3 separate regions of the Homo sapiens genome follow, and regions 1 and 3 are each linked to region 2. A link is a loop called in an ENCODE intact Hi-C map of the cell type or tissue named here. Cell type or tissue: dorsolateral prefrontal cortex. All regions are shown on one strand. Each heading gives the region's core, and the rest is flanking DNA. Links, peaks and the distances in the headings are about the cores only.

Region 1 (10,608 bases), core at 830-8,829, 580 kb after region 2:
CCTTTCTCACCACTCCTATGCAACACAGTATTGGAAGTTCTGGCCAGGGCAATCAGGCAAGAGAAAGAAATAAAGGGTATTCAAATAGGAAGACAGGAAGTCAAATTGTCTCCGTTTGCAGATGACATGATTCTATATTTAGAAAACCCTATCATCTCAGCCCAAAAACTTAAGCTGATAAGCAACTTCAGCAAAGTCTCAGGGTACAAAATCAATGTGCAAAAATCACAAGCATTCCTATACACCAATAATAGACAAGCAGAGAGCCAAATCATGAGTGAACTCCGATTCACAACTGCCACAAAGAGAATAAAATGTCTAGGAATACAACTTACAAGGGATGTGAAGGACCTTTTCAAGGAGAACTAAAAACCACTGCTAAAGGAAATCAGAGAGGACACAAACAAATGGAAAAACGTTCCATGCTCATGGATAGGAAGAATCAATATCGTGAAAATAGCCATACTGCCCAAAGTAATTTATAGAGTCAATGCTATTCCCATCAAGCTACCATTGAATTTCTTCACAGAATTAGAAAAAACTACTTTAAATTTCATATGGAACCACAAAAGAGCCTGCGTAGCCAGGACAATCCTAAGCAAAAAGAACAAAGCTGGAGGCATCACGCTACCTGACTTCAAACTATACTACAAGGCTACAGTAACCAAAACAGCAGGGTACTCGTACCAAACCAGATATACAGACCAATGGAACAGAACAGAGGCCTCAGAAATAACGCCACACATCTACAACCACCTGATCTTCAACAAGCCTGAAAAAAACAAGCAATGGGGAAAGGATTTTCTATTCAATAAATGGTGCTGGGAAAACTGGCTAGCCATAGGCAGAAAACTGAAACTGAACCCCTTTCTTACATCTTATACAAAAATTAACTCAAGATGGATTAAAGACTTAAATGTAAAACCTAAAACCATAAAAACCCTAGAAGAAAACTTAGTCAATACCATTCAGGACATAGACATGGGCAAAGACTTCATGACTAAAACACCAGAACCAATGGCAACAAAAGCCAAAATTGACAAATAGGATCTAATTAAACTAAAGAGCTTCTGCACAGCAAAAGAAGCTATCATCGGAGTGAACAGGCAACCTACAGAATGAGAGAAAATTTTTGCAATCTATCCATCTGACAAGGGCTAATATCCAGAATCTACAAGAACTTAAACAAATTTACAAGAAAAAAAAACAAACAACCCCATCAAAAAGTGGGTAAAGGATAGGAAAAGATACTTCTCAAAAGAAGACATTTATGTGGCCAAAAAACACATGAGAGAAAGCTCATCATCACTGGTCATTAGAGAAATGCAAATCAAAACTACAATGAGATACCACCTCATGACAGTTAGAATGGCAATCATTAAAAAGTCAGGAAATAACAGATATGGGTGAGGATGTGGAGAAATAGGTACACTTTTACACCATTGGTGGGAGTGTAAATTAGTTCAACCATTGTGGAAGACAGTGCAGCAATTCCTCAATGATATAAAACCAGAAATACCATTTGAGCCAGCAATCCCATTACCAGGCATATACCTAAAGTATTATAAATCATTCCACTATGACGACACACATGGATGTTTATTGTAGCACTATTTACAATAGCAAAGACTTGGAACCAACCCAAATGCCCATCAATGATAGACTGGATAAAGAAAATGTGGCACATATACACCATGGAATACTATGCAGCCATAAAAAAATGAGTTCTTGTCCTTTGCAGGGACATGGATGAAGCTGGAAACCATCATTCTCAGCAAACTAACACAGGAACAGAAAACCAAACACCACACATGTTCTCACTCATAAATGGGAGTTGAACAATGAGAACACATGGACCTGGGGAGGGGAACATCACACACTGGGGCCTTTCAGGGGTTGGGGGAAAAAGGGAGGGAGAGCATGAGGACAAATACCTAATGCATGCAGGGCTTAAAACCTAGATGATGGGTTGATAGGTGCAGCAAACCACCATGGCACATGTCTACCTATGAAACAAACCTGCACTTTCTGCACATGTATCCCAGAACTTAAAGTAAGATTTAAAAAAAAAAACAAAACAAAGCAAAACAAATATACATAAACATAGATACACACTTAATACAATCAGGTAGGCATATACTGAGTGATTTTTAATGTAAATTAAATCACATCAATATTTGTTTAAAATCCTCCAATAGCCTCTCTTTTGAATTGAAATAAGTCAGAACTCTTTACCTAGATGTACAAAGTCCAATACAATTTAGCTCCTAACCACCTCTTTGACCTCAATCCCTAATGCTTTCCATAACTCACTCTAGGGCAGCTCCTTTGGCTTCATTTGTGCTTCTTTCTGCCTAATAGAGATTTTCTGATGGCTGACCCCTTCCTGTCATTAGGTATCAACTCAAACATCACCTTCCCAGGGAGGCCTCCATTTACTACACAGTCTAGTCTGTCATCCATTTCTTTTCCCCAGCACTGTTTCCATCACCTTTAAAAGCTTTTGTATGTATAAGGACAAAACACTGCTGAAAGAAATTATAGATGACATAACCAAATGGAAAACCATTCCATGTTCATGGATTGAAAGAATCAACATCTTAAAATCTCTATACTGCGTTTTTTCCCCAACAGGGTTGATTAGAGGCTTTTAGCACGCCTCAGTAACTTGGAAGTAGCATAAAAATAGTGCATAAAAATCAACTCTGGGGACTTTAATTCAAGAAGGAAAATGGGAATCCTCAGCATTCGTGAAGGACACCCAAGATCCCTGGGAGGAGAATGCTGGCCAACAGCTTCCATGACAGCATCTGGCTGACAAAAATGAGTGAAGCCCCAGTATGTGAGAGAGGCAGAGAACTTCCCACTGTAACTCATCTTTCCACTGAGGATTGGAGCAACCCCAACTGAGAAAGAGCACTTTGTTTCTCCCAAGCCTTGGAAATAACTTGGGAAGGGGCTTAGAGACATTGTGAGCGCAAGACACCAGGAAATACTGCAGACATTTTCCCAGACCCAGGACTGAGAGCAGGATTCTGTTTTTAATTCGAGTGCATACTAAGTCAAGCTTTTCTTTGTGACTCAGCAGCATAGCCATGCAGGCATTTTAGTCTCAGGCCGGAGATTGGAATGGCTGCTCTGGAACAGGCTAGGAATCTCCATAACCAGAGCTGTGAAAAGCACCTCAGTAGTCGGCACTGGAATTGTACTCTACCCTGTCACAACCCTGTGGTAGAAGGAGAGCTGCTACAGCTGCAGTTTCTCCTGGGTGATGATACTTGCAGACAGGGCTGGCTTGGTGACCTGCTGTGTGTGTGCCATTGTTGGGTGCTCCAGCCTGCTCCCCTGAGTTCATGGTGCAGCAGGACCCTCTCTGCCTCATACCCAGGCAGAAATTCAGGCATTCAGAGCACACCCTCACATGGACCCACAGCCTGAGCCACCCCACCCTTCATGAGTATAGATCATGATGCATCAGGACCCTCTCCACACCATGCCCAGGCAGATTTCCAGGTATTCAGAGCACCCCCTCACTCACCTGAATCAGCAGCCTGAGCCACCCTACCCTTCCTGTGCATAGACTTAGATACAGTGGGGCCCTCTCTATTCCTAATGTGGCCAGACCTCCAGGCATTTAGAGCACCGATTCACATGAAACAGCAGCCTGAGACACCCTAGTCTTCCTGCGCATAGATCTGGGTACAGGAGGCTCTCTCTGCTTCACACCCAGGCAGATCTCCAGGCATTCACCTGGTTCAGCAGCCTGAACCTTCCCACCCTTCCTGGGCATAGATTGTGGTGCAGCACGGCTCTCTCTACTCACGTCCAGGCAGGTCTCCAGACATAAAGGATACCTGCTCACCGAGATCAGCAGACTGACATGTTCTGTGCTTCCTGTGCACAGATCCTGGTGCAGGAGGCCCTCTGCTTCATGCCCAGGCAGATTTCTAGGCATTCTGAGAACCTATTCTCCTAGATTAGGAGTTTAGGCTGCCCTCATCCCCCTGCAGAGAACTTGGGGCTGAGGAGGTTTCCCAACTCCACACCTAGGCCCATTTCTGGGTGCTTGGAGGCCACCCACTGGATTCTTGCTTGGCACTGGTACCTGTGCCTGCCATTGGAGGACCTGTTGGCAGACCTGCCTGTTCCAGTACCATCTATCTTACCCCTCTAGAGCTGAGGAGGGAGCTCAGACCACTGTGCACTCCACACATTCACCCATTGCCTAAGACAAAAGAGAGCTTCTCCCAGTAAACAGGGATCAAGTATACACCCAGCTACGGTGGCCTCAGCTGGCTGTTACCTATAAGCGCCATCTACTGGCTTGTAGGTTGAACTGCACAGCCCAATATAAACCCTGCCAACAGAAGAGCACAGGGCTGTAGAAGCAAAGCCAAAACACCCTACCCAGTATTCTCTACAGTCACACCCCTTAGGGAGATGGGAAAGGGAAAAGGACATTTTGAAAATAATATTACAGAGAAAAAAAGAAGAGAAAATCCTAGATGCATGAGAATAATTACAAAAATTTGAAGTGCCAGCATCTCCAGATGAGAAAGATTCTGGCACCATGAAAAATCTGAATGTAGTGACACCACCAAAGGATCACACTAGCTCTCCAGCAATGGTCCCTAGCCAAAATGGAAACTCAAAAGTGACAGATAAAGAATTTAAAGCATTGATTGCAAAGAAGCTCAACAAAATCCAAAACAAAGTTGAAAATCAACACAAATAAACTTCTAAAGCAATCCAAAAAATGGAGGAATAGATAAACATCTTTAAAAGAAATCAATCAGAGCATTTGGAATTGAGAAATTTGAAATTGAAAGGAATTGAAATACTTTCAAGAGAAAATTTCAAAATACAATTGAAAGCTTCACCAATTGACTCGACCAAGCTGAAGAAAGAATTTCAGAGCCTGAAGACTGGTCTTTTGCACTAACCCAGTTAGACAAAAACAAAGAAAAGAGAATTTTAAAAAATGAACAAAGTCTTCAAGAAAGATAAGATTATGTAAAGTGACCAAACCCATGAATTATTGGCATTGATGAGAGAGAAAGAGAAAAAGTAAACAATGTGAAAACATATTTAAGGGAATAACTCAAGAAAATTACCCTAATCTTGCTAGAGAGGTAGACATCTGGATAGAAGAAACCCAGAGAACACCTGCAAGATACTATACAAAATGAACATCATCAAGGCATATAGTCACCAGCCTGTCCAAAGTCAACACTAAAGAAAAAATCTTAAAGGCAAATAGTCAGATCACATACAAAGGGAACCCCATCAAGCTAACATAGACATTTCAGTTGAAACCTTACAAGCCAGTAGAGATACAGGCCTATTTTCAACATTCTTAAAGAAAAGAAATTCCAACCAAGAATTTAATATCCTGCCATACTAAGCTTCATAAGCAAAAAAGAAATAAAACCTCTTCCAGACAAGCAAGCACTAATGGAATTTATTACCACTAGACCAACCTTACAAGACATCCTTAAGGAAGTTCTAAACATGGAAATGAAAGAACAATACCTGCTACCACAAAAGCACACTAAGGTACATAGCCTTTAGACCCTAAAAAGCAAGCACACAATAGAAACTACAAAGCAACCAGCTAATTATTTCACAATAAGATCCAAACCTCACATACCAATATTAGTATTGAATATATATTGTCTAAATACCCCCCACTTAAAATCACAGAGAGGCAAATTGGAAAAAAAAAAAAAAAACAAGACCCATCTGTCTGCTATCTTCAAGAGAGACATCTTACACATAACACCACCCATAAGCTCAAGGTAAAGGGTTAGAGAAAGATCTACCATGCAAACAGAAAATGAAAAAGAGCAAGGGTCACTGTCTTTATATCAAATAAAAAAGACTTTAAACCAACAACAGTAGAAAAGGAGAAAGAAGGGCATTACATAGTGATAAAGGGTTCAATTCATGAGAAGACTTAACTATCCTAGATATATACACACCCAACATTGAAGCATCTGGATTCATAAAACAAGTATTTCTAGAGCTACAAAAAGACTTAGACAGCCACACAATGAAAATAGTGGAGGACTTCAATATCCCACTGACAGCATTAGACAGATCATTGAGGCAGAAAACAAAGAAATTCTGGACTTCAATTTGACACTTGACTAATTGGATCTAATATGCTTCTAAAGAATACTCCACCCATGAACCACAGAATATACATTCTACCTGTCTACACATGGAACTTACTCCAAGATCAACCACATGCTTGACCAGAAGGCAAATATCAATAAAAACAAAAATTTGAAATCATACCAACCATACCCATGGACCAGAGTGGAACAAAAATAAAAATTATTATAATGATCTCTTAAAACCACACAATTACATGAAAATTAAATAACTTTCTGCTGAATTACTTTTGGGTAAATAACAAAAAGCAGAAATCAAAAAATTTTCCTGAAATAAAAACAGACACAACATACCAAAATCTCTGGGATGCAGCAAAAGCACTGTTAGTAGGAAAGTTTATAGCACTAATTGCCTACTTCAAAAAGTTAAAAAGATCTCAAATTAACAATGTAATATCACACCAAGAGGAACTACAAAACAAGAACAAGCTAACCTCAAAGGTAGCAGAAAACAAGAAATAACTAAAATCAGAACAGAATGAAATAAAAGTGAGACCCCAAAAGTCATAAAAATAATCAATGAAACCAAAAATTGTTTTTGTAAAGGATAAAGGATAAAAAAATCAATATACTGCTAAACAGATTAACAAAAACAAAGAGAAGAACACAATGAGAAATGACAAAGGTGACATACAACTGATCCCACAGAAATACAAAAGATCCTCAGAGACTGTTATGAACAGTTATGTGCATACAGGTGTATGCACATAAACTAGAAAATCTAGAGGAAACTGACAAATTCCTAGAAACACACAACCTCCCAAAATTGAATCAGGAAGAAACTGAAACCCTAAACAGAACAATATGAAGTTCCAAAACTGAATCAGTAAGAAAAAACTTACCCACCAAAAAAGCCCTGGACCAGGTGGATTCACACCTAAATTCTACCAGACATGCAAGGAAGAGCCAGTACCAATTCTACTGAAACTATTCCAAAAACTCAAAAAGGAACACTGCTGCCTATCTCTTTCTATGAAACCAGTATCACCATGATACCAAAACCTGTCAAAGACACAACAATAACATAAAAGTAAAAACTACAGGCCAATATCCTTGCCAAACATAGATGTAAAAATGCTCAACAAAATACTAGCAAACTGAATTCACCTGCACATCAAAAAGCATTTTACCATGATCACACAGACTTCATTCCTGGGATGCAAAGTTGGCTCAATATATATAAATCAATAATTGTAATTCACCACACAAACAGAATTAAAGACAAAAACCATATGGTCATCTCAATAGATGCAGAAAAAGCATTCAATAAAATCTAACATCTCTTCATGATTAAAAAAAAATCCATCAAAAAACTAGGCATCAAAGGAAGCTACCTTAAAATAATGAGTCATCTATAACAAACCCACAGCTAACATCATTCTGAACAGGGAAAAAATTGAAGCATTTTCCTTGAGAACTGGAATCATACAATAATGGTCACTCTCACCACCCCTATTCAACATAGTACTGGATGACCTAGCCAGAGAAATCAGGCAAGAGAAAGATACAAAGGGCACCCAAATAGGAAAAGAAGTCAAACTCTCTTCTTACTGACGATATGATCCTATACCTAGAATACCCTAAAGACTCTGCCAATAGGCTCATGGAACTGATAAACGGCTGACAAAGTTTCAGAATATGAAATTAACATATAAAACTTACTAGCATTTCTATAAACCAATAACATTTGGCTCTTATCTGAGAGCCATATCAAGAATGAAACCCCTTTTACAATGGTCACCAAAAAATAAAATACCTAGGAATACATCTAACCAAGGAGGTGAAAGATCTCTATTAGGAAAACTATAAAACACTGCCTAAAGAAATCATAGATGACACAAACAAATGGAAAAACATTCCACGCTCATGGATTGGAAGAATCAATATCATTAAAATGTCCATACTGCCCAAAGCAATCTACATTTTCAACGTGATTTCTACCAAACTACCAACATTATTTTTCACAGAACTAGAAAAAAACTACTCTAAAATTCACATGGAACCAAAAATGAGGCTGAATAGCCAAAGCAATCCTAAGAAAAAAGAACAAAGTTGGATACATCTTATTACCCAACGTTGAACTATGCTATAAGGCTATAGTAACCAAAACAGCATGGTACTCTTACAAAAATAGACATATAAACCAAGGGAACAGAATACAGAACCCTGAAATAAAGCCACACATCTACAGTCATCTGATTCTTGACAAATCAACAAAAATAAGCAAGGGTGAAAGCTCCTCTTATTCAATAAATGGTGCTGGAAAAATTGGCTAGCCATGTGCAAAAGATTAAAACTGGAACCCTACTTTTCACCATAAAACAAATTAACCCAAAATGGATTAAAGACTTAAACGTAAGACCTCTAATTGTCAAAATCCTAGAAGAAAAGCTGGGAAACTACTTTTTAGACATCAGCCTTGACAAAGAGTTTATGGCAATATCCTCAAAAGCAATTGCAACAAAAACAAAAGTTGACAATTGAGACCTAATTAAAGAGCTTCTGCAGGGCAAAAGAAAACTATCAACAGAGCGAACAGACAACCTACAAAATGGGAGAAAATATTCACAAACTATGCCTCTGACAAAGGACTAATATCTAGAATCTATAAGGAACTTAAATCAACAAGCAAAAAGCAAATAACCCCATTAAAAAGTGGGCAAAGGAGATGAAAAGACACTTCTCAAAGGAATGCATACAAGTAGCCAACAAACATGAAAACAAAAATGCTCAACATCACTAATCATCAGAGAAATGCAAATCAAAACCACAATAAAATACTAACTCATACCAGTCAGAATGGCTATTGTTAGAAAGTCAAAAAATAGCAGAAGTTGATGAGGCTGAGGAATAAAGGGAATGCTTATACACTGTATGAATGTAAACTACTTCTGCCACTGTGGGAAACAGTTGGGAGAGTTCTCAAAGAACTAAAAATAGAGCTACCATTCAACCCAGCAATCCCATTATTGGGTATATACCAAAAGGAAAATAAATTGCTCGACCAAAAAGAAACCTGCGCTCATATGTTTATCACAGCACTATTCACAACACTGAAAACATGGAATCAACCCAGGTGCCTATCAATGGTAAATTTGATAAATAAAATGTGATACATATATACCATGGGATACTATGCAGCCATAAAAAAAAGAATAAAATCATGTCCTTTGCAGAAACATGGATGCAGCTGGAAGTCATTATTCTAAGCAAATTAATGCAGAAACAGAAAACCAAATGTCACCTCTTCTCATAAAGCGGGAGTTAAATCTTGGGTACACATGAACAAAAACATGGGAACAGCAGACACTGGGGAGGGAAGGAGAGAGGTGGGTAAAGGCTGAAAAACTTCCTACTGGTTGCTATGTTTACTATATGGGTGATAGGATCAATCATATCCCAAACCTCAATTTCACACAATATATTCTTGTAGCAAATCTGCACATGTACCCCGACTCTAAAATAAAAATAGAAATTTTAAAAAAACTGTACATAGCACCTATCATTATCAAGTCTCCTTGCTTATTTCTTTACTTGCCATTGTTTGTCTCCACTCCTAGAATGCAAAATTTATATCACTGCATCCTTCTTACTTAAAACAGTGTCTGATACATAGCAAGAGAACAATAAATAAACATTAAAGGAATAGCAACTGAAGAAAGACAGTGATAAGAATAGTAGTTGTCCATGATACAAATGTTGGTTTTAGGATTCTCTTTAAAAACATACATAGCTGATTTCCAGTCTTACCAACTTCATGATAACAATGCAGCTGGTGTAACTTAATATATGCAAATAAATATAAATACTTCTGGAAAAAGTCAAGAAGTAAAGAAAACGTTCACAGGAGAGGATGAGAATATAGAGGTTTTGCTTATCACAGAGAGTAGTAAGAAAAGAAATGGAAATTGAGTCCAATGAGAGTAATAAAAGGGTAATGATAGTAGAGAATTGGTTTCTAGTGGTGGCTGAGGTATAATAGGATTAGTCCAGAAAGTCTCCTTGTGGAACATGGGCACTTGGTTCTATGCTTTGGTCTGCCACACATCAGGCATCTTCTTAGATAGCCCCCCAAGGAATGGCTGAAACTAGGGCATCTGTGATCATCAACTAAAAGATACCTAAATCTTTCTATGAGGTGTATGAGACTGCTATATTGACTATATGGTGATCTGTTTTCTTCTATATCAAAATGAAATGCTCTAACCTGAGAAAAACAGGTTACATGAAGAACTAAAACATATAGTTTTTAGTTTTCTGGGCTAAATATATGTTGCAAAAATACAAAACCATTTAAGAGCAAATTACAAATTTAATTATCACAAAACAACCAGCCCCTAAAATATCACCTTTTCAATATATTTTAAGTAGCCAGCGGTCCACCATTGCCATGAAAAATGGTACATCAAAGGTATTTAACATGCTGTAATTT
Region 2 (10,608 bases), core at 1,557-9,556:
TTCTATGTATCATTGCTTCTGGAGATTTCTAGAAATGTGTGCTAGGTAGTTCAATTTACCATGTCCAAATGGAACTCTTGATTTCTCCCTCCAAATTTTCCCTAACAAATATTCCCAATCTCAAGAAACCTCAGGCCAAAAACATTTCCACCGATCCTTAATTCCTTTGATTTATCTACAATCAATATCACATTCATCATCTCTATTTTCCTTGTAAATCCTGACTCAGATATTCTCACCTTCTTCACCACACCACTTTAGTACAAGGCACCACCATCTCTTGCCCCGACTACTAGGTGAATGCCTCAGTAGGTTTTCAATGACCTCCATCCCCATTCCCACAGCAGCCAAAGTGAGCCTTTCAAGCATAAACCAAACCATATCTCTCTCCTGTTTAACACCCCTCTGATGCTCATGCTCACATTTAGATTACTATGCAACCCCTCTCCACAGCTCACAATACCTGATCCTGGGCCACCACTGTGACATCTTTTCTATCAGCCTTTTCCCTGGCTCATGCTACTACAGCCACACTGGCTTCCTTGCTGGTCCTCAAACAGGCACGGTCCTGCCGCAGGGGATCTGCACTTGCCGCTCCCTCAGCCTGGAGTGCTGATCTCTGCATGGCTTCTTCCCACACTTGGTTCAGATCTCTGCCTAAATGAAACCTCCTTAAAGAAGTCTTTCCTGATCACCCTCCTGAAGATCTGGTCACTGTCTATCCTCTTACCCTGCTCTATGTTTCCTTATAGTATGTGCCACTAGCTGATATCATATTACAGACTTATCTGTTACCTGCTTATTGTCTTTGTCCAGCTCTAGAATGTAAGTTCCATAAGAGCAGGAGCTCTGTTGGTTTTGTTTCCAATGCATTTCTAGAGACTAGAACAGTGCTTGGCATATAGTAGGTGTTCAGTAAATATTTTCATTCAATATAAATACTACATATACTTCTTCATATGTCGTCTTCCCAGTTGGACACTTTCTAGGCATACTGGGCCCTCACAAAGATATATAGAGTGTGGACTACCTTTCAACTGAAGCATTTTACCGGACATGCCAACTGATGGCAGCACCCAGGGATGGCAATGAGATGGTGTGTGCATCACCCAAGTGGCCCTCCACAGTCAAGTAGGTCGCTGAAGTCTGTCTCTGATGACTTTGCCTCCCACGTCTTCCTCTGTGTCTTTCTTTCCCATTCCTCCCCTGGCAGCAATTCATTCAGTGGGTATTTTTAAGCACCTGCTTTGTAAAGGGCATTGTGTGAACATACAGCTGAGCCCTCCGAAGTCAGGTCTTCAAGGAGTTTGGTGTCTGGTGGAGAGGCGCGATGAACCCACACAAATACAAGGGCTGGTAAAAGGTGAAGTGTCTTGCCCCAGTGGAATAAGGAACTAGAAACTGAAATTGGCTCATCTGACTCTGAGTCCAGCCTCTCATCCACTCTGCTGCCTTGCAGCCCACCCAAGCCTGCCTTCCCTCTGGCGCTCCTCTGCAGTTTGTTTGTTTGTTTGTTTGTTTATTTATTTATTATTATACTTTAAGTTTTAGGGTATATGTGCACAATGCGCAGGTTAGTTACATATGTATACATGTGCCATGCTGGTGCGCTGCACCCACTAACTCGTCCTCTGCAGTTTTAATCTTTGTTCTAAATCCTCCTTTTCCCCTTCTCTATATTCAAAGCACCAAATCCTGCCCTTCTAGGTGAAGTTATACATCAGCTGATGATCAGATCAGACTAGTTCACAGTAAGTGAGAATGACTCATAGATTTAGTTCTCTCAGGTGGCGTTTGTATTGTAGTTTGTCTCTGCTGCAGCCAGTCACAAGGAGATACATGTGTGGGAGTATCTGTTTCTCTATTTTTGGGGGGACTGCGGGAAAAAGGATGCCACCTGGGGTCTGCTTATTTACTGTAAGTCTTTCTACCTTACCCTGCCTCTTGGGCTTCCATAATGAAGTAGGTCTGGCCATGGGTCTTTCTCCTTCCTTAGTACAATTTCTAAAGGGAAGGCAATATTCCATTTTTGGCATTTGGGAGGTGGTGAAACAGGCACCCTCTCTGTTCTCTCTCACTCTTTCTCTCTCTCTATGTGCGTGTGCGTGTGTGTGTGTGTGTGTGTGTATAGTGGTACTACAGGGTCATTTATACCAGCACGCCTCATAAGTTGCACCCCTGTTCGTCTTGTGCACCATGTGCCCTCCAGTGGCTGCCACGAAGAAGAAATGGAACTTCCTAAGTCAGCCATCCTGACAGACACTGTTGGAAACTTTCTCTGCAAGGCTGAGAACATGAGGGAAAGACTGCGGATGTTCATTCTGTTGTTAAACGTATCTCTGTTGCAAGACCAGCCTAGTGTACCGCCTTTCATGACACAATACATCTGTGAATATAAAATAACAGGAACTGGTGGCTTTTCTCATCAAAATCCAACCAGTTCTCTTCAGACACTTCTTAACCTGTAAAATGGGAATGGCAACAGTGTGCATCTCATAGGGTTCAGGTGAGGGGAAATATATCAGGATATATGATGTATATATGACATATATGTCAGACTTAGAACACTCTCACACAAAAGTGTCTTTAGGTCAATCAACAGGTATTTATTTGCCACCTCCGGTGTGCTAGAAACTGTTCTAGGAGCTGGGGATACAGGAGTCAACAAAATAATCTATGCCCTGATGGGGCTGATTGTGGTTAATAATCATGATAGCAAAGGCATAGCCAGGATCCAAATCCCCGCAGTCTAGCTCCGAGTCCCCAGTCTCCTCCATGACTCCATAGCACCTCTTGTTCACTGAGCAAGAGAATGCGAATAATACACTTGAGATGACGTTGTGAGTTGAGAGCCTGGACCTCAGGGATAAAGACCTGTACTTGGCAGCCATCTACTTTGAGTCTGCTAGCTGAAACCTGTCCAAGAACATAACACTGGGGAAAGGAGGTTTGAGAAAAAATTCTTGAGCAAGATTGACAATTAACGAAGGGGAAGATAAAGGAAGAGTTACTAAAACAAATTCCCATTATTGTTACTACTATTATTCCCTGTGCTCATCTAGAGGAGTCAAGTAACCTAAGGAATCAAATTCAATGAAAAAATATTGGTTGCACACCCACTCTGAGCGAAGAGTGGATGTGCAACAAATATTTGAGCAAGGCACGAAAATGATTTTTCATTAGACAGATACTTTGCAATTTAATTTTCTAAAATAGCTGAGTTTGATGGTCAATGAGTTCAATAAACAATTTTCCAGCTTTTTATATATCTAGCAATTCCATGATCACACAGTGTGTTTATCATCTATCATTCTCCAATTACTGAATATTGGTTGGGGTTCCTGTCCCCCAGTTTTCCATACATTTAGGCCTCCTTGCATGGTACCCTATCCAGGTCATTTTTTTCCCCCCGGTGAGCCCCCATTGATCATCTTAGATTTTCTGAGATGGTTTTGATTTCACATATTTTGAGTGGGGGCTTACAAACAATAATAAGATCATCCATAATTCTAAAATCTCTCTTCTTTTCTCTAATTAAAACCTTTGTGGGCCAGGCACATTGACTCATGCCTGTAATCCCAGCACTTTGGGATGCCTACATAGGAGGATCACTTGAGCCCAGGAGTTCACAACAAGCCTAGGTAACATAAGGAAACACCGTCTCTACAAATAATAAAAATAAATTAGTCAGGTGTGGTGGTGTGCGCCTAGTCCCAGCTACTTGGGAGGCTGAGAAGGGAGCACTGCCTGAGCCTGGAAGGTTGAGGATGCAGTGAAACTTGATTGCACCACTGCACTCTAGCCTGGGTGACAAGTGAGACCCTGTCTCGAAACAACAACAACAAAACAAAACAAAACAAAATAAAACAAAAAAACCCATAAAACACCAAAATAAAACAACCCCCCCAAAATCTCTGGGGTGCACTGATTGCAGTAATGGTCCCATTTCTTCACCCTTCCCTACTCTCAAGCTATTTACCGTGTGATTTTGCAGTTGCTCCTATTGAGAGGTGAACTATATCCTCCCCTCCCAAGCTGATTTTGAGTTTTCCATATAGCTTCCTTTGGCCAAGTGTTGGCAGATGTGATGTAAGTAGAGGTGTAAAAAAGCGCTTGCTCATTTTTGTTTGTTTGTTTCTTTCTTTGTTATGAAGACATGTCTGCGATAGCATACTAGAGAGTGGGGCACAGGGAGTCCCAGCTGTTTCAGCTGAGACCACCCCAGGTCAGTCAACTCTCATATGCCAGAAGACTAGAGCCAACTGCCAGATGTGAGGGAGCCAGATGAGATCAGAAGAAATTTGCAGCCAAGCCCAGCCTAAATCGCTGACCCACAAACTGTAAGCTCAGCTAAACAAATGTCTATCGCTTTAAGCCACTTCATTTTCAGACAGCTTGTTCCATAGCATTGTTGAGGCAATGGATAACTGATAATGCTTCCCATAAATCTTAGGAACTTGGAAGCTGCCCCTCCATTTGCCCTCCTTTAAGCAAAAAATTGAATGCTATTTGCAAAGCATTGTATAAAATGCTTTATTAGATTATCTTATTGAATCCTGACAACAATATCTAGCAGACAGATATAATGCTATTATCCAAATTTCAGAGGCAAGGAAATTGAAGCTTAGAGAAGTTTAAGTGACTTGACCAAAGTGCTTTTAGAAAAGCAGAGATTCTACAACCAGTCTTCTAAATCTTGGAAGACTGCTTTTAGCCACGGCTGCCTGCCATTTACTCTTTGGATTCTCCATTCTACCTGTTCTGCTGCCTACTTCTACCACCTAATTAGGAGAAGACCTTGTGTTCCCATTTGGGATATAGATACCCACTTTCATACTGGGTTTACCCCTAATATTTCTCTCCATACCACTCATGTAGATGGTTGTCTTCCGCATTAATCTGGAAATTTTTTGAGGGTAAAGACTAAAATACTTATATTTTTATCCCCACAACTCTATGCAGTATTTTTTTAAAAAAGATCATAGTCATGTTTTAAGGTAGCTATTCCATAAAACATATAAAAAGGTAAAAAATACTCTCCTAGAGAATATATGCATATTTAAAAGGACACTGTTATTCAAATTAATCTAATTTGTGGAATACACAGTAGAGGGTTTTCCCCATTTTGTTAAATAGTTTTAGTTATATGTTATTTGAATGTAGTGTTTGCCTGAATATCTACAAAAATAAAACTCTCTTGACTCATTTATAGATTAATTCCAGAAGCAGGGATTAATACAAAACTGGCAGTGAATAATTTCTGTTTTGCAGTTAGTTTCTGCATTTAAGAAATTGCTTTAGGGTTCAGTAACTTGCCCTGGACTTCAGGTATGCTGCCACCAGATGGCAGCAGGGTGCCAGGCATAAGGCTTGTAAGCAAAGAATTTGTGTGCTTTCTGAGGCTCAAGGTAATAGCTCTTTCCTTAAGTTCAAAAAGATTTTCAGACCACTGATTTCCAATTTAGCATAATACATTTCTTTACAAAAATAGGTAAACTAAAACTCTAAGCCACCCTAAGACATCTTTAGAACAGATATAAATCCCAAGCTATAAAATCACCTAACTCATTATTACTTCTCTTCTCTAGCATCTAATTATTTCTGTAATGGCTTATACACCATGATGGCTTATACGAATCTTATACACCTACCTCAGTGATAGTGTTAACCATTATAATTTACTTTGAATCTTTATGATCAATCTCTGCCATGGCACCGTGTATGTTAGTTTTCAAAATTCTCAATAGTTTTTCTCCAGGTAAAAAAAATCTATCTGGCTTTCCTTTCATCTGTCTTAAGAGAGCAGAGGTTTATCTTTTCAGTATTATCTGAGATCTTCTCTTAAGACCAAAAGTATTTCTCCACTACAGTGGCATGAACAGTGTTTATTTGCATTTCGTGTATGTATTTGTGAATATGGAGTACTTTTGCTTTTGTATTTTCTATACTATATAATAATCTACTAGAATATTTCCCCTCTCAAAGCTCTTGGAAGCACAGAGGCAGTTTACCATACTTTAACAGAAATATAGCTGGATTAAAATTTTTTTTTTTTAGCAACAGGCTCTGCCCTAAATATCTCAAGAAAATACTTTAAAGAACAAAAATCTTCATGCCAAATTAGCAAGATACAGGAAAAAAGGTAAGTGGGCAAAATACAGGGAAAAAAAGCTAATTCACCCTGACAGTTGTTACACAAAGCTGAGAGAGTCTTTCCCTCTCACATTTACAAAGTCCAGGAGCGGAAAGACTTTCAGCAGGAGTAAGCCATGAGGGTTTGGACAAGGCTGGTAGGGGAAAATGTTATCTCCTGGGCATACTGGGAAGCTGAGAGTCCAGGGCAGGTGAATGGGGTTGGAGATGGGAATGAGGGAGGACAGCATCTGAGCAGTAAATCCTGGAACTAGAGTTAGCATATCAAGCAGGGCTATCTATGCACCCAAGGTAAGTTCTGGCTGGGAGAAGCAGATGGCAACTAAGCTGTGAAAATAGGCTCCAAGGGACCAGCTCCCAGCGTAACTCTGGGGGAGGGATCTGGGGAAGTACAAAAAACATAGAGAGGCAAAAGACAAATAAAATAGGAGGAGAAGAGAAAGGGATGGATCATAGAAAGCTCTTATTTGATTTTGAGTCTCACAGGAAACCCATGAAGCCAGCAGGGCAGGTATTTTTTATCCTCTATTTACAAATGAGAAACTGAGTCCCAGAGGGGGTAAGTGACTTTTTTTAAGGTCAACATACCGAGGGGCGGATATAAGATTCAAAGTCAAGTGACCTGATTCCAAGCTAAAGATGAAAGAAGAGAGGGCACATTTGAAACCCTGACACACACACTGTATGTCCTACTCTTTGCTTTATAAACAGTAAGTAAAATTTTCAAATAATGGAAGCTTAGTCTTTTAAGGGTCAAACGGAAGCAGCTTTAGCCACTGTTGAAAAGCATTTCTGAAATGTATTATATTTGCCCTTGCCTCCTTTGAAAACTGACTGTAATCTACTCTCTTCTTGATACATGGGTTATAATTACAAAAATTTACTATATTTATGAACTTCTAATTCAGTAGATACCCTCAGGTTCTATGGAGGCACATGTGTTTTTTAAAAAATTAATTTTTTTTGCTGCCCCACCTAATACATTCATGGCTAGAAATAGCTGTGTAGCAGAACTGGCTGAGTCAGCTCCTTCTTCCCTCACAGCCAGCTCTTCCTTCTTAAGTGTGTCTGCTGCTGGTCCCTATCTACTGCTTCTGATCAGGTCATTCCGCTTATTAAAATCCTTTAGTGACTCCCTCTAACCACTGGTTGCAGTAGTTTGCAAAACAGGCTGCACATGAAAATCACTTGAGGAGCTTTTAAGACCTCCTGATACCCAGGTGCCAACACGAAAGATTTCAATTCAATTGTTTTAGATATGGGGCCCTCACCTACAGGGATTAACATAAGTAGCATGAACTCTTGCTTCTGGCCAAGATGGAATAACGGGGGCTAGATTTATCTTTCCAATGGACACAACTAAAAGTCCAGATGAATATATTAAACAATGGTTTTCAAGGCAACGGGCATGAGGCATTGAAGGACAGTGATCCCTGAGAGATGGAAAACAAACAAAATGAGTTGCATTTGCCTGCAATTGCCCCTGAGAGAATTTCTAGGCCATGCAGCAGAAAGGAAGAATTCAGAAGGAGTCTGCAAGACTCCTTAAATAGAAAAGATGAAGCAGAGAATCCAGGTAGACTAGCGTGGCTAGAGTTTGCCAGGCAGAGTATTAGAGAGCAGGGAGTTCTGATCAGTACATGCATGTGAGGAAATGGTATAAAATCAAATGAAAAACCAGCTGAAAAGATGAGTAGGAATAGTCTTTAAAGTTCAAACTGGACTGGTAAAACTGAGATTTGAAAACTATTCAAATTGGGAAGCCCTGAAATTCAAAGAGCATTGGTCAAGTACTCAGAAGGGTATTGCCCTCGTGGTGGGGAAGTATTGTCAATAGACTAAACAATACTCTGCCTTGCCTAACCTTAAAAGCAAGACCTGAAAGATCAAAGACTATTCAAAGAATTTTCCTGTATCCCAGAGCAATACCCAAAAATATCTGTAGGAATAAAAAAAAAATCCAGCATCCAACAAGGTAAAATTCATAATGTCTGGCGTGTAATAAAAATTACCAGACATGCAAAAAAACAGCAAGGAGAAAAATCAATAAAACCCAAACCTAAACTGACACAGGTGTTACAATTAGAAGACAAAGATATTAAACCAGTAACTGTAACTGTATTCCATATGTTCCACAAGTTGGAGGAAACAGCATGTTTAATAGAGACAGAAAATATAAGAAAGACCCAAGTCTGGCCGGGTGCGGTGGCTCATGCCTGTAATCCCAGCACTTTGGGAGGCCGAGGCAGGCGGATCACAAGGTCAGGAGATGGAGACCATCCTGGCTAACACGCTGAAACCCCGTCTCTACTAAAAATACAAAAAATTAGCTGAGTAAGGTGGTGGGCACCTGTAGTCCCAGCTACTTGGAAGGCTGAGGCAGAAGAATGGTGTGAACCCAGGAGGTGGAGCTTGCAGTGAGCAGAGATTGCAGAGATTGTGCCACTGCACTCCAGCCTGGGCAACAGAGCGAGACTCTGTCTTAAAAAAAAAGAAAAAAAAAAGAAAAAGAAAGACCCAAGTCTAACTTGTGAAGATGAAAACTATAATGTCCGAGATAAAAAATACACTGCATAGTAACAGTGACAGATTAGCTATTCTAAGAAGAAAAGATGAGTGAACTTAAAGACATAGCAATAGAAACAATCCAAATGTGTCACAGAGAGAAAAAAGACTGAAAAAAAATGAATAGGACATTGGTGAACTGTAGTACAACTTTAAATGACCTAATACTGATGTATTTGGGGTTTCCAAATGAGAGGAGAAATAAGGTGAGTAATAGAAAATATTCTGAGGCCAGATATGGTGGCTTACAACTGTAATCCCAGCACTTTGGGAGGCCAAGGCAGGTGGATCACTTGAGGTCAGGAGTTCAAGACCAGCCTGGCCAACATGGTGAAACCCTATCTCCACTAAAAATACAAAAATTAGCCAGATGTGGTGTCGCATGCCTGCAGTCCCAGCTACTTGAGAGGCTGAGGCAGGAGAATCGCTTGAACCTGGGAGGCGGAGGTTGCAGTGAGCTGAGATTGTGCCACTGCACTCCAGCCTGGATGAGAGAATAAGACTCTGTCTCAGAAAAACAAAAAAATTTAAGAGATAATGACTAAAAAATTTCCAAAGTTGATGACAATGATAAGTCTCATATTTAAGAAGCTCAAAAAACTTCGCACATAGAAAACATGCAAAAAATGATACCAATGTGTGTAATAATCAAATTGCTGTAAACCAGTGAAAAAGACAACACCTTCAGTGCAGCCAGGGGGAAAAAAACTGACCCATTATGTATAGAGGAACAACAAAATGGCGGCAGGTTTCTTGTTAGAAATAAAGCAGAAGAGAGGCTGGTGGAGCAATATCTTTAAAGTACTGTTCGTTAGAATTCTATACCCAGCAAAACTATGTTTCATGAATGAAGGCAAAATGAAGTATTTTTCAGACATACAAAAGCTGTGAAAATTTATCACTAGCAGCCTCACACTATAGAATAATGTCAAAGACAGTCCTTCAGGTAGAAGGAAAATGACACCAGATGGAACTAAGGGTCTACATAAAGGAATGAAGAGCTTGGTTGGCTTCAAGGGTGTGTGACCTGTATGGTTACACAAGGTCCTGCAGATAGAAGGGCCTTGTGCTAGCTTTAATGTTTTGATGTTACTGGCTAAAAATTTTTAATAATTTTTGAACAAGGGGCCCTATATTTTCATTTTGCACTGGTAGCTGGTCCTGATGAAGAATACTTAGTAGTCCATAGAGGTGGAGGCAGAGGCTGGAATGCCGAGCTTGGCTCTGAAGATCCAGGCCATATGTTCAGGCATGGAATAGGGAAGAGATGGAGGTGGCTTCTTCAGAGGAAATTTGGAATGTTTTAATTTTAATCACGAGAAGGGTGAATGAACAGATGTCCACTAAAATAAAAATTTTAAGGTAGCAATTTCTGGGTAATTAGAACACAATTTTCCTTTCTGCACAGAGATAGATCATAAATGGCTATAATTAGAGAGTTTCAGTTTTTTCTGAAGTTCATTTGTTGCGGAGTGTTCAAAACTGTCTCTTCAGGCCAAAATGCCTTGTTTATTGTGTGTGTGTTTTACTATTTCTGATATCAATGCTTTAATAATGCCTGTTCTGTAATATTGGCCCAGAGGTACTGCAAGAGTGTAAATTCACTTTACATGAAAAAGAAAAGCTATATTACTTCCAATGACATTTTAGTGATTAAATGCATTTTATTTGTAGTATAATTCTATCCCAGTTTAGGTCAAAGCTCCGAAGTTGAGAGTAGTATAATAAGTGTGGACATGCAAAAGATGCTGAAAGGTAGTAGAAATAATAATGTCAGATCTAGCCCATCACCACCCTCCAGAACATATATGAAAGGATTAGAAATCAATGTTAAGTGTGTATTTATTTGGGAGACTGTCCATCCTAAATGAGGACAAATGTCAGGGTGCT
Region 3 (10,608 bases), core at 1,832-9,831, 720 kb after region 2:
ATAAAGATACCTTCAATAAAATCCAACATCCCTTCATGATAAAAACCTTCAACAAATTAGGCATCAAAGAAACACAACTCAAAATAATAAAAGCCATCTATGACAAACTCACAGCCAACATTATAATAAATGGGCAAAAACTAGAAGCATTTTCCTTAAGGACTAGAACAAGACAAGTATGGCTACTCTCACCACTCATATATAACATAGTACTGAAAGTCCTAGCTGGAGCCATCATGCAAGAGGAATAAATAAAAGGCATCCAAATGGAAAACAAAAATTCAAACTATCTGTCTTCACTAATGATACGATTCTATGCCTAGAAAACCCTAAACTCCAACAAAAAGCTGTTGAAACTTATAAATGACTTCAGCACATTTTCAGAACATAAAATCTATATATGAAGATCATTATAATTTCTATACATCAATAACATTCAATCTGAGAACCACAGTAAGAATGCAATCCCATTTACAATAAACACACAAAAAACGAAATACCAAGGAATACAGCTAACCAGGGAGGTGAAAGATCTCTACAATGAGAACTACAAAACCCACTGTTCAAAGAAATCAGAGATGATACAAAGAAATGGAAAAACATGCCATGTTCATGGGCTGGAAGAATCAATATCAATAAAATGTCCACACTACCCAAAGCAATCTACAGATTGAATGTATTCTTATTAAAGTACCAATATCATTTTTCACACAATTAGAAAAAAACTATTCTAAAATTCACATGGAATCAAAAACAAGCTCGAATAGCCAAAGTAATCCTAAAAGAATGAAGCCAGAGGCATCACATTTCCCAACTTCCAACTATACTATACAGCTACAATAACAAATACTTCATGGTACTGGTACAAAAACAGAAACATAGAACAAAGGAACAGAATAGAGAACTCAGAAATAAAGCCACACAACTACAACCATCTAATCTTCCACAAAAATAAACAATGGGGAAAGGACAAGCTATTCAATAAATAGTGCTGGGATACCTGGCTAGCCATACGCAGAATGAAACTGGACCCTTACCTTTCATCATACACAACAATTAAGAAAAGATAGATTAAAGATTTAGATGTAAGACCTCAAACTCTAAGAATCTTAGAATGAAACCTAGAAAACACCATTCTGGACATAGGTCTGGGCAAAGATTTCATGATAAAGACTTCAAGAGCAATTGCAACAAAAACAAAAATTGACTTAAAACCTTCTGCACAGAAAAAGAAACTATAAACACAGTAAACAGACAACTTACAGAATGGTAGAAAATATTCACAATCCATGCATCTGACAAAGGTCTAATATCCAGAATCTATAAGGAACTTAAAAAGTCAACAAGCAAAAAACAACCCCATTAAAAAATGGGTAAAGGACATGAAAAGAAGATATACATGCAGTTAATAAGTATGTGAAAAAAATCCTCAACATTACTAATCATTAGAGAAGTGCAAATCAAAACCATTGAATGCAATCTCACACCTGTCACAATGACTATTATTAAAAAGTTAAAAAAAAAACAGATGTTGGTGAGGTTGTGTAGAAAAGGGATCGCTTAAACACTATTTGTGGGAATGTCAGTTAATTCAGCTACTATAGAAATAGTTTGGAGACTTCTCAATGAACTTAAAACAGAACTACCATTTGACCCAGCAATCCCATTACTGGGTGTATGACCACAGGAACACAAATCATTCTACCATTAAGACACATCCACGTATGCTCATTGCAGCACTTTTCACAACAGCAAAGACATGGAATCAATCTAGATATCCATCAACGGTGGACTAGATAAAGAAAACGTGGCACATATACACCATGGGATACTATGCAGCCATAAAAAAGAATAAAACTGTGTCCTTTGCAGCAACATGGATGCAGGTGGAGGCCATTATCCTAAGCAAATTAACACAGGAACAGATAACCAAATACCACTTGTTCTTACTCGTAAGTGTGAGTTAAACACTGAATACACATGGAAACACACATGGACACAAAGAGGGGAACTACAGACAATGGGGCTTACTTGCGGGTGTAGCACGGGAGGAGAGTAAGGATCAAAAAGCTACATATTGGGTACTATGCTCATTACCTGGGAGAATAAATCATTTGTACACCAAATCCCAGTGACACACAGTTTACCCATGTAACAAACCTGCATATGTACCTCACTGAACCTAAAATAAAAGCTGGAAAAAAAAAAACAAAATAGCCCCATCTCAATAATACAGAAAGAATAACAAGGATTAATTCAAAAATGTTTATCACATAAATATTTAGGAATTCAAAAATTAATAATGTAATCAGACATATTTCCTATATTCATATACTATATACTTCCTTCGTATATGTTATCAGGAATTAAACATGGTATTTGTAATACAGGATATCCTTCTCATCAGTGAGAGTGATGTACTATTACCTAAGAAAAATATAATTTGACTTAAGATCCTAGCGATATATTGTGAAGTCAATAATATAGTTTACAGGGGTATTTTATTTCATCCTCAAAGAAACTGGCGAGGTATTCATTATTTGAAAAATCACCCAACAGGGGAAGTTCTTCTCAGATCATAAATATTCCATGTTAGAATTTTTCTCATATGCCTACACCGAAATACAGGTTATCAAACAGATGTTTTTATGCCCATGACCTGTTCTATCAATTCAATAAATGTTTGCTAAGCATGTGAGTGAGGAACTATGCTAAGGACAAATACATGCACACACACAGATTAATATTTTCCCTGTCTTCAAGGAGCTTATAGGCAAAGTCAAAAAAGATGATTCATGCATAATTAATACAAAGCAGCATAATGATGCAAATAGTTAGATCTAAATAGAAGGATCAAAAATAGTTTTCAATAAGTAGAGATGGTAGGGATAATATATATAGACAAAACATGAACGTGGACAATAAGAAAGACAGACGTGTTTGAGAGTAATCCATTTTATTTATTTATTTAGAGACAGAGTTTCACTCTTGTCATCCAGGCTGGAGTGCAGTGGAGCTATCTTGGCTCACTGCAACCTCCACCTCCCGGGTTCAAGTGATTCTCCTGCCTCAGCCTCCTGAGTAGCTGGGATGACAGGTGCACACCACCAGGCCCAGCTAGTTTTTGTATTTTTAGTAAAGATGGAGTTTCACCATGTTGGCCAGGCTGGTCTCTAACTCCCGACCTCAGGTGATCCTCCAGTCTCAGCCTCCCAAAGTGCTGAGATTACAGGCATGCACCACCGTGCCTGGCCAAGAATAATCCATTTTACTAAAATATATTTATCTAAGACATTACTAGCAGATAAAGCTGGAAAAATATGATGAAGCTAGAAATGAAGGGTCTTGAATGCCTGAGTTAAACGTTTCTATTTAACATTTGCAGTGAGGACCAGGGCTAGTTTTGAGTAGGAAAATGACATGACCAGAATGGCACTTAAGGCATACTGACTTGGCAGCATTGCTCAGAATAAATATGAGCAGATGAAGAGGAGAGACTAGAAGTGGGTGGACAGGGTAGGAGGCTCTTGAAATAACTCAGGTGAGGGGAAATGATGGTCTGAACCCACAAACTGGCAGGAATGATGAAAAGGTGAGAGGTCAATCTGGAAGACAGTAATGAAAGACAGAATGATCTACTTGTAAGACATTGGACATACATTCAGATCCAAGATTTACCTTTTGGGCAACTGACTTTACTCCTGATTCCCACGTTGAGGATAATAAAACCTACCTCATGGGATTGTTGTCAGGAATAAAGGAGATAATGATTTTTAACATGTTTACACAATGCCTAGCATGTAGTGAAAATTTAGTACTTAATAAATGCTAGCTTCTAGTGTTACAATTATTTTGAGATATTATAGTTTGGTCACTGTTTACTGATTTTTTTAGTAGCTACATCTCACTGCTGGTTCACGTAGCAGTTGTAGTCATCTATATACCCTAAAACTTTTGTGTGAACTACTCTCTGACATTAAATCTCCCCCACCTTGTATTTATACCATTGATTTTTAAGGAATCTAAATATAAGATTTTATACTAACTCCCACTGAATTCTATGTTTTTACCTTGAGCCAAGATTTCAGCCTATTGAGATAATTTTTCATATAAGTTCAATTATTTGTCATATTTGCTATTCCTCCCTAACTTCTACAAAGCTGATTAGAATACATATGGCTTTTTCCAAGTAAAATATTGACTCAGACCAATCCAAGAACAAAATATTTCACTTTCACTAGAGAAATCCCCTCTACGTTGACATTTTGTGACTATTTAGAACGTCTGGACAAAATTGGACAAAGTCTGTGAAACATAAAAATCAAGATCTCTTCAGCAACATAAAAGAGAACAAAATAGCTCTTTTCTATGGCTGACAGAAAGCCAGAGTAAAATTTTTTTAACCGATGCAGAAACTAAGGCTTGGAAATATCAAGCAACTTCCAAAGGTCACCCTGCTAGTAAATTGCAGAACAGAGTTGTACAACCAAATCTGTAGGACTCACAATCTCATGCTCTTAACTGCTAGACTAAGTTATCTCCCTAAGAAAGATGGTTGAGATTCCCATCATGATTGCTGGGAAAAACCTCCACTTTGGTCTCTGGAATTCATCTCCAAATAATTAAATGCATTTTGCAATGATAATGGTTCATTTGCAAGAACATATACACTTTTATATGCAGTCTTTGCCTTTTTATGCATTTATTCAGTCAATGAACTTTCACTGAGAGACCACTACATTCAAGGCACCGTGTGAGGCAGGATGTGACTACAGAGATCAATCTAATAATGAACCTACTGTCAAAGGGGTATATAAGAAGTAATGCAAAACATATACACCTACAAGGCAAGGCAGAAAGAGATGTATCAAGAATGGTAAAAAGCAAGTGTGCTAGAAGTTCAGAAAAATGACTCTTTTATTCTACTAGCCATTTTCTCAAGGACTTCCTAGATTCCCTAAGGTTACAAAAAGTTCTTCCTGAGGTGAGGGTAGGAACAAAAACTTACCCTTCTGATTCTGGATTTTTCCATTAATGTACCTACAGTACATACGTGTGGTTAATGGTATTGTTTTCAATATATAAATGCAGGTCAACATGATCCTAGTTCTACATTCCCTAATTCTTGCAAAACCTGTTAGGAGATTTCCAACCTTAGTTGAATCACCTTGAGTCACCACATCCAAAAGGTCTGTTCAACTACATAAGAAATAGATTGTTCAGGTTAGAATGTTCTTTTGAACATTGTATACCACTGCTTAAGATTTAGCACCACTATAAAAAATTATACATGCTAAAGAATCAGTTATGTTCCTATAATAAGCCTCTATTTACATTTCAAAAAATTTGCCTCCCAAGATTCTCTAAATCTGATGGAAATTGGGTAAGATAGCCACGAAGCTCTCTCCAAATTCTGAAATTGATGCATTCCTGATAATAAGCTCTAGAAATTGGGTTAGAATGTGTTTGAAGGTAAACTTTGTTTCAGAAACACCATTTGGTTTTTAGGCAATCTAATCTGACTCTACTGATCTTTAAAACTTGATGAATTTTAGAACTAAATTAAGTATATTTTCCAAAAGTAGGGACCTCACTCCCAGAGAGTATTCTCAAGAATAGCTTGGCATTAAAAAAAACTGAAAATCCTTCAAGGTAAATCTTGAAATCTTAAAATACTAAAATAAAATACCTCACACTTCAGAAGGCTGACATGTAATTAAATATTTTGCATTGGAAAAGAAAGTAAAATAACAGAAAAGAGGCATAGTTGCTGAACAAAATTGCACAAAACCTGCCAATGCAACCCCTTTCAAACCAAAAGCTTTAGATGCTGCTTGTGTCAAGAGAAAAAAATACATAACACGTTTCATCCCTTAAGCTTCTTATTTACTTCTTAAAGACATACGCTGATGAGGTAATGTTCTATTACAAATGTTTAAAAAAAAAACAAAAAAACTTTTCCTGGTACCTGGATTCTGAAATCTGCTCTAATGATCTTTATCATCAAATTTCTCTATGGCATGCTGTGTTCACATTTAAGAATTGTATAGATTGTTTATACACATGGAGGAAAAAACATGAATATAAGGCTTGGGAAAACATAAAGAGAATAGAAAATTTTTTCAGATGATTTCACATTCTTTCGAAAACCTAAATTTCATGAGTTGGTAAAGAATGTTAGGATATTTATATTTCTTCAAAATTTACATTCTAGATTATATAATGTCCTAATTCAACTTAGAAAATGGTTTCAGATGCATATTATAAGAGTATATAAAACAGACTGACTTTTGAATTAAAATGTATGCAAGACAAAATGCAATTTTAACTTGAGCTAGCCTTTATATTACATGCAAAACCTCCAATTGAATACATTCAATCATAATAAGAATTTAATTTTTAACTTATATTAGTAAAAGTGTTCAAACTACCATATTATAGCTAATATTTTAATAGAAACAAAAATCTCCGATTCAAAAATAAAAGTTCTTACATAAGATGGCTGGTTTTGTATTTGAAATTACTGAATCAGAGTGCCCTCTATTGGAAGAAAAGAGACAACAAAAGCTAAACTGAACTAAGAATATAGGTAAAATACTTCCAAAACTCAAGCCACATCATTAATATGTAAAACACATTAATTAAAAATATGGATGCTACAAAACATATTTCCTTACATTTTTATTTCTCCAAAATAACTTTTGGAATTACTTGTCATATCACAATCAGCAAGTTGGATGTTTCATATCCTATGAAATTAAATTTTAACTGAACCCAAATGCTCATCATTTAACCAGTAATATAAATAACAGACATACAGAAATGTTTTCCACATTTAATAGTCCAATATAACATAGAAATGTTATAATTGAGGACTGTGGTTTGACTGCAGTTTGGATTTTCCTTGATGATAAACTGAAAGCCTCCTTGCTATGAACCTCATGTCGGTGTCCCCGCCAAGTTTATATGTTGAAATCCTAAACCCCAATGTGATGGTATTAAGGAGGGGGTGTTGGGAGGTCATCAGATGATAACCCCTTATGATGTGCTAGTGTTCATATAAGAAAACATCAGGAGGGCTGGGCGCAGTGGCTCACACCTGTAATCCCAGCACTTTGGGAAGCCGAGGCAGGCAGATCACAAGGTCGGGAGATCGAGACCATCGTGGCCAACATGGTGAAACCCCGTGTCTACTAAAATACAAAAAATTAGCCAGGTGTGGTGGCACGTGCCTGTAGTCCCAGCTACTCAGGAGGCTGAGGCAGGGGAATCGCTTGAACCCCGGAGGCGGAGGTTGCAGTGAGCCGAGATTGTACCACTGCACTCCAGCCTGCGACAGAGCACGACTCCGTCTCAGAAAAAAAAAAAAAAAAAAAAAAACACATCAGGAGAACCTGCTTTTTTCCCCTCTGTTCTTTGCCACATGAAGATACAACCAGAAGACAGCCCTCTGCAAACCAGGAAGCAGGCCTTCACCAGCTACCAGCTCTGCTGGTACCTTCATCTTGGGCTTCTCGGACTCCAGAACTGTGAGAAATAAATGCTTTTTTTTTTTTCCAAGCCACCCAATCTACGCTAATTTGTTATAGCACAGATAATCCCTAATTCAAGAGACTTTTAGAAGCTCTTACACTGGGGAATTGCAGAAGTAGGCTGGACATTAAGATTTACGAGATTTGTTCCATCTCAAAAAATTCTAGTTTTGTGGTGTTTTCAAGACCTCAGTTCTGACTCATCATCTCAGACCTGAATTACCTCAGAAAGATCTTGGCTGATTTTTGGCTCCCTAGACCAGTAGTATGGATGTTAGACCTGAGAAGCTTTTCCAAGAGCAATGCTCAGAGCTACCCAAAATTATTTTGATTTAGTTGGTCTGGACTGGTATCTGAGGGCATCAGTATTTATTTTTTAGAGCCTCTCTAGGTAAATCTAATATACAACTATGGCTGAGAACCATTGTTTGAGCCTCTCCCCAGATCAAGCAACATACAACTACCACTTTTATTTTCCAAAAATGTCACTTTCAGGAGAACTCTCCTACACAAGAATTTATTCTCAGGATCAATTTTAAACTTCTGGCTAGCCTCCCAATCTACTTAGCTGCCTTTGTTCTCTGACAATAGAGTTGAGTGGCAAGGGGTTATGGCTCCAGCTCCAGAATGTCTGTGTTCTTGGCTCTGTAATTACCGCATGAAACTGGGAAAGTCATAAAAGCTCCCTGTATGGAGAAATAATACTATCCTTTTCAAAGGGTTATTGTGAGGATTAAATCAGTTAATACAAGTAAAGTGTTCCATAAATTGAGGTATTATCATTACTTACCCAACTTTATTTCCTACTACTTTCCAAAACAAACTCTCATCATAAATCATTCTCAAATTATGCACTAATTCTCATCTCTGTGCTTTTGCACTTACTGTTTCTTCAGGCTGGAATCCTTTCTCAATCATTTGTCCCAACAAAAGTGAAAAGCACAGCTCCCCTTTCACCAGGACACAGCTTAGTCTCTCCCTACCTCCACAAAGACTTCAATGAGTATCTGTAAATATTCACTGGTCTCTCCCTTTTAAAAATTCCTTTGGCCACAAGGTAGCATACTATGAGAAATGTGGCTGAGAATTAAAAACACTGGCTCAGAGTTTGAATCCTCACTCTGCCACTTGGCAGCTAAGTCATTTTCTAAATCCATATTGTTAGGATTACTTAATAAGCGACTTAAATCACGTAAAGCATTAGAGTAGCAAATAGCAAAAACTGAGTAAGTGTCAGTTCTTATTTATTCAGTGTTTTATATGTTAGCCTTCAGTTATAGTCTACACACTGTGACTGAAGTCTCCTTAGGATAGGTGTTTTGAAACACTTGAAATCAAGAACCATATCTATTATAAATCCCACAACTCAAAACATGGTAAGAACCATCTGTATTAGGTGACCTATATTAGGTGACCTGTACTTGACTAAACTTTTTGCAACATGTAAGAGTATAATTGAAGCAATATTCTGGAAAAAAAACTTTTTTGATGAATAGAAACAAATATTCAACAAAACATGGAATGAATTCAAATAAAACAGGCTACAGAAAAGGGTCAAAGTAATTTGATTACTTTTTAAACATTCGCTAACAGGTTTCTATCAGATTCATCTTCTGAAAGGTCAGTTCCAATGATGTCTTTTATCTGCCCAAAATCCTTTAGATTTTTCTCATTTCTTAAAAAAAAAACCAAAATTCTTAGCCTGACATTCATAATTATCCATGACCTGACCTCAAACTACACTTCTACTCTCTCATCTTTCCCCTTTGTAAACTCTATTCTTCCAAATAAACAGAATTATTTGCTCTTACTCATATATACCATCTGCTTTTCTCCCTCCACATAATCTTTAATATTTTATAGGGAAATATTTTCAAAGAACACTATTGTAAAGGTTTGTCACAGGAACGAAGAGTGGTGTTAGAAAAGCATGAGTTCAGATTTCAAAACCTTAACGCTCAATTTATGAGCATTAATTTCTTTCTTGCCACTATCACAATACAGTCTTTGGCTTACAAAAAAAATTGAACATCTTTTCCCCAAACTATTATCACTCTCTCAAAGTCAAAAGCCTTTGCCGTAACTTCCTGAAAGATAGAAGCTTGAATCATGGTCTCCAAGCAGCACATACAGACCCCAGGGCATATAAGATATTCATTGGGTAAACGAAAAATAATTAGAGCTTCTGTTTTACACTTATTCTCTACCTTCCTCAATTTGAATTTCTTTTGTTGTGTATGTCTCATAATTTACATCAAATATTACTAGAAATGCAGTCTATATATATATAATTTACAAATAATCAGGGATATTTGCTCAAAATTTGTTTACTAATGGTACGTACAACAAAAAAGTTTGGAAACCCTGGTCTAAAAAATTAGGGCTTTCAGAATATCTGTGGTTTTACAAGTAGAAGGCCAGAAGCTGCCAGTTTACATAAATCTTTGAGGATGGATCTAAAAATATAAACACTATGTGTTGTTTATATAGCACAAATATGTTTTAAGTTCTAACTAACTTTCAAGGAAATATTAAAATGTAACTGATTGGTAACCTGGAGACAGCATACACCTATTTCAGATTTTTTAACAGAGGATTTTGTCCCAACATTAAAGTTACTATTATAAATTATTTCATTAATATAAAAATTTCATTTGGTAAAACTTACAGGTATTTACTTCAGTACATATACAACTGTTCATAGTTATTCATAAAGAATTTTTATTGGGGCCAATAATAGGATGTTTTTACAAAAGAGAGTGAAGCACAAAAACAAAATGAAACAAAAAAAGCAGGCCAAGGAGGTAGGACTAGCCATGGAACTAGATTAGCAAGTGCTATCCCAGGAAACAGTGTCACAGCTTACTTTAAGTAACTAAATTAAGTAAATGTTCTCATAATGGACAGTCACTATACTTAGCAAGTTTTTTTTTAGTTTTCACAAATAATATGACATACTTAACACAGTTCACTCTATTACTGGCTTTTGAATAAAGTATGATATATCTGTAACAAATTAAGTTCTAAAAGTGACTACAGATTTCTTATCAGAATAATGTATTTCCTTTAATACCAG

What was found. Hi-C counts contacts between places; a loop is a spot of excess contacts. Peaks named below come from ENCODE experiments on the same cell type or tissue, not always from the same donor. Only the 100,000 strongest peaks of a DNase experiment are listed, where the experiment ranks them.
Region 1: it touches region 2 in a loop (4-fold over the local background); 13 of 110 quality-filtered maps call a loop at or near these places.
Region 3: a loop joins it to region 2, with 8 times the contacts of the local background. A loop is called at or near these places in 69 of 110 quality-filtered maps.

What each region holds. Positions count from the first base shown.
Region 1 is chr12:99,615,746-99,626,353 of GRCh38, forward strand. All of the region lies in intron 9 of ANKS1B (ankyrin repeat and sterile alpha motif domain containing 1B), which reads right to left. Among named protein-coding and RNA genes, the nearest start is that of GARIN6, 27 kb to the right of the region's middle. In dorsolateral prefrontal cortex, for the core only: a CTCF peak has its summit at 4,341 (motif pointing left); no DNase peak of the experiment used is centred there.
Region 2 is chr12:99,038,171-99,048,778 of GRCh38, forward strand. All of the region lies in intron 17 of ANKS1B (ankyrin repeat and sterile alpha motif domain containing 1B), which reads right to left. Among named protein-coding and RNA genes, the nearest start is that of APAF1, 400 kb to the left of the region's middle. RefSeq lists an enhancer at 9,362-9,531. In dorsolateral prefrontal cortex, for the core only: CTCF peaks have their summits at 5,341 (motif pointing right) and 5,544; a DNase peak (open chromatin) is centred at 5,341; H3K27ac peaks cover 1,947 bases.
Region 3 is chr12:99,761,469-99,772,076 of GRCh38, forward strand. The region is part of intron 8 of ANKS1B (ankyrin repeat and sterile alpha motif domain containing 1B); the gene reads right to left. Among named protein-coding and RNA genes, the nearest start is that of GARIN6, 120 kb to the left of the region's middle. In dorsolateral prefrontal cortex, for the core only: a CTCF peak has its summit at 6,539 (motif pointing left); no DNase peak of the experiment used is centred there; H3K4me3 peaks cover 423 bases; H3K27ac peaks cover 2,841 bases.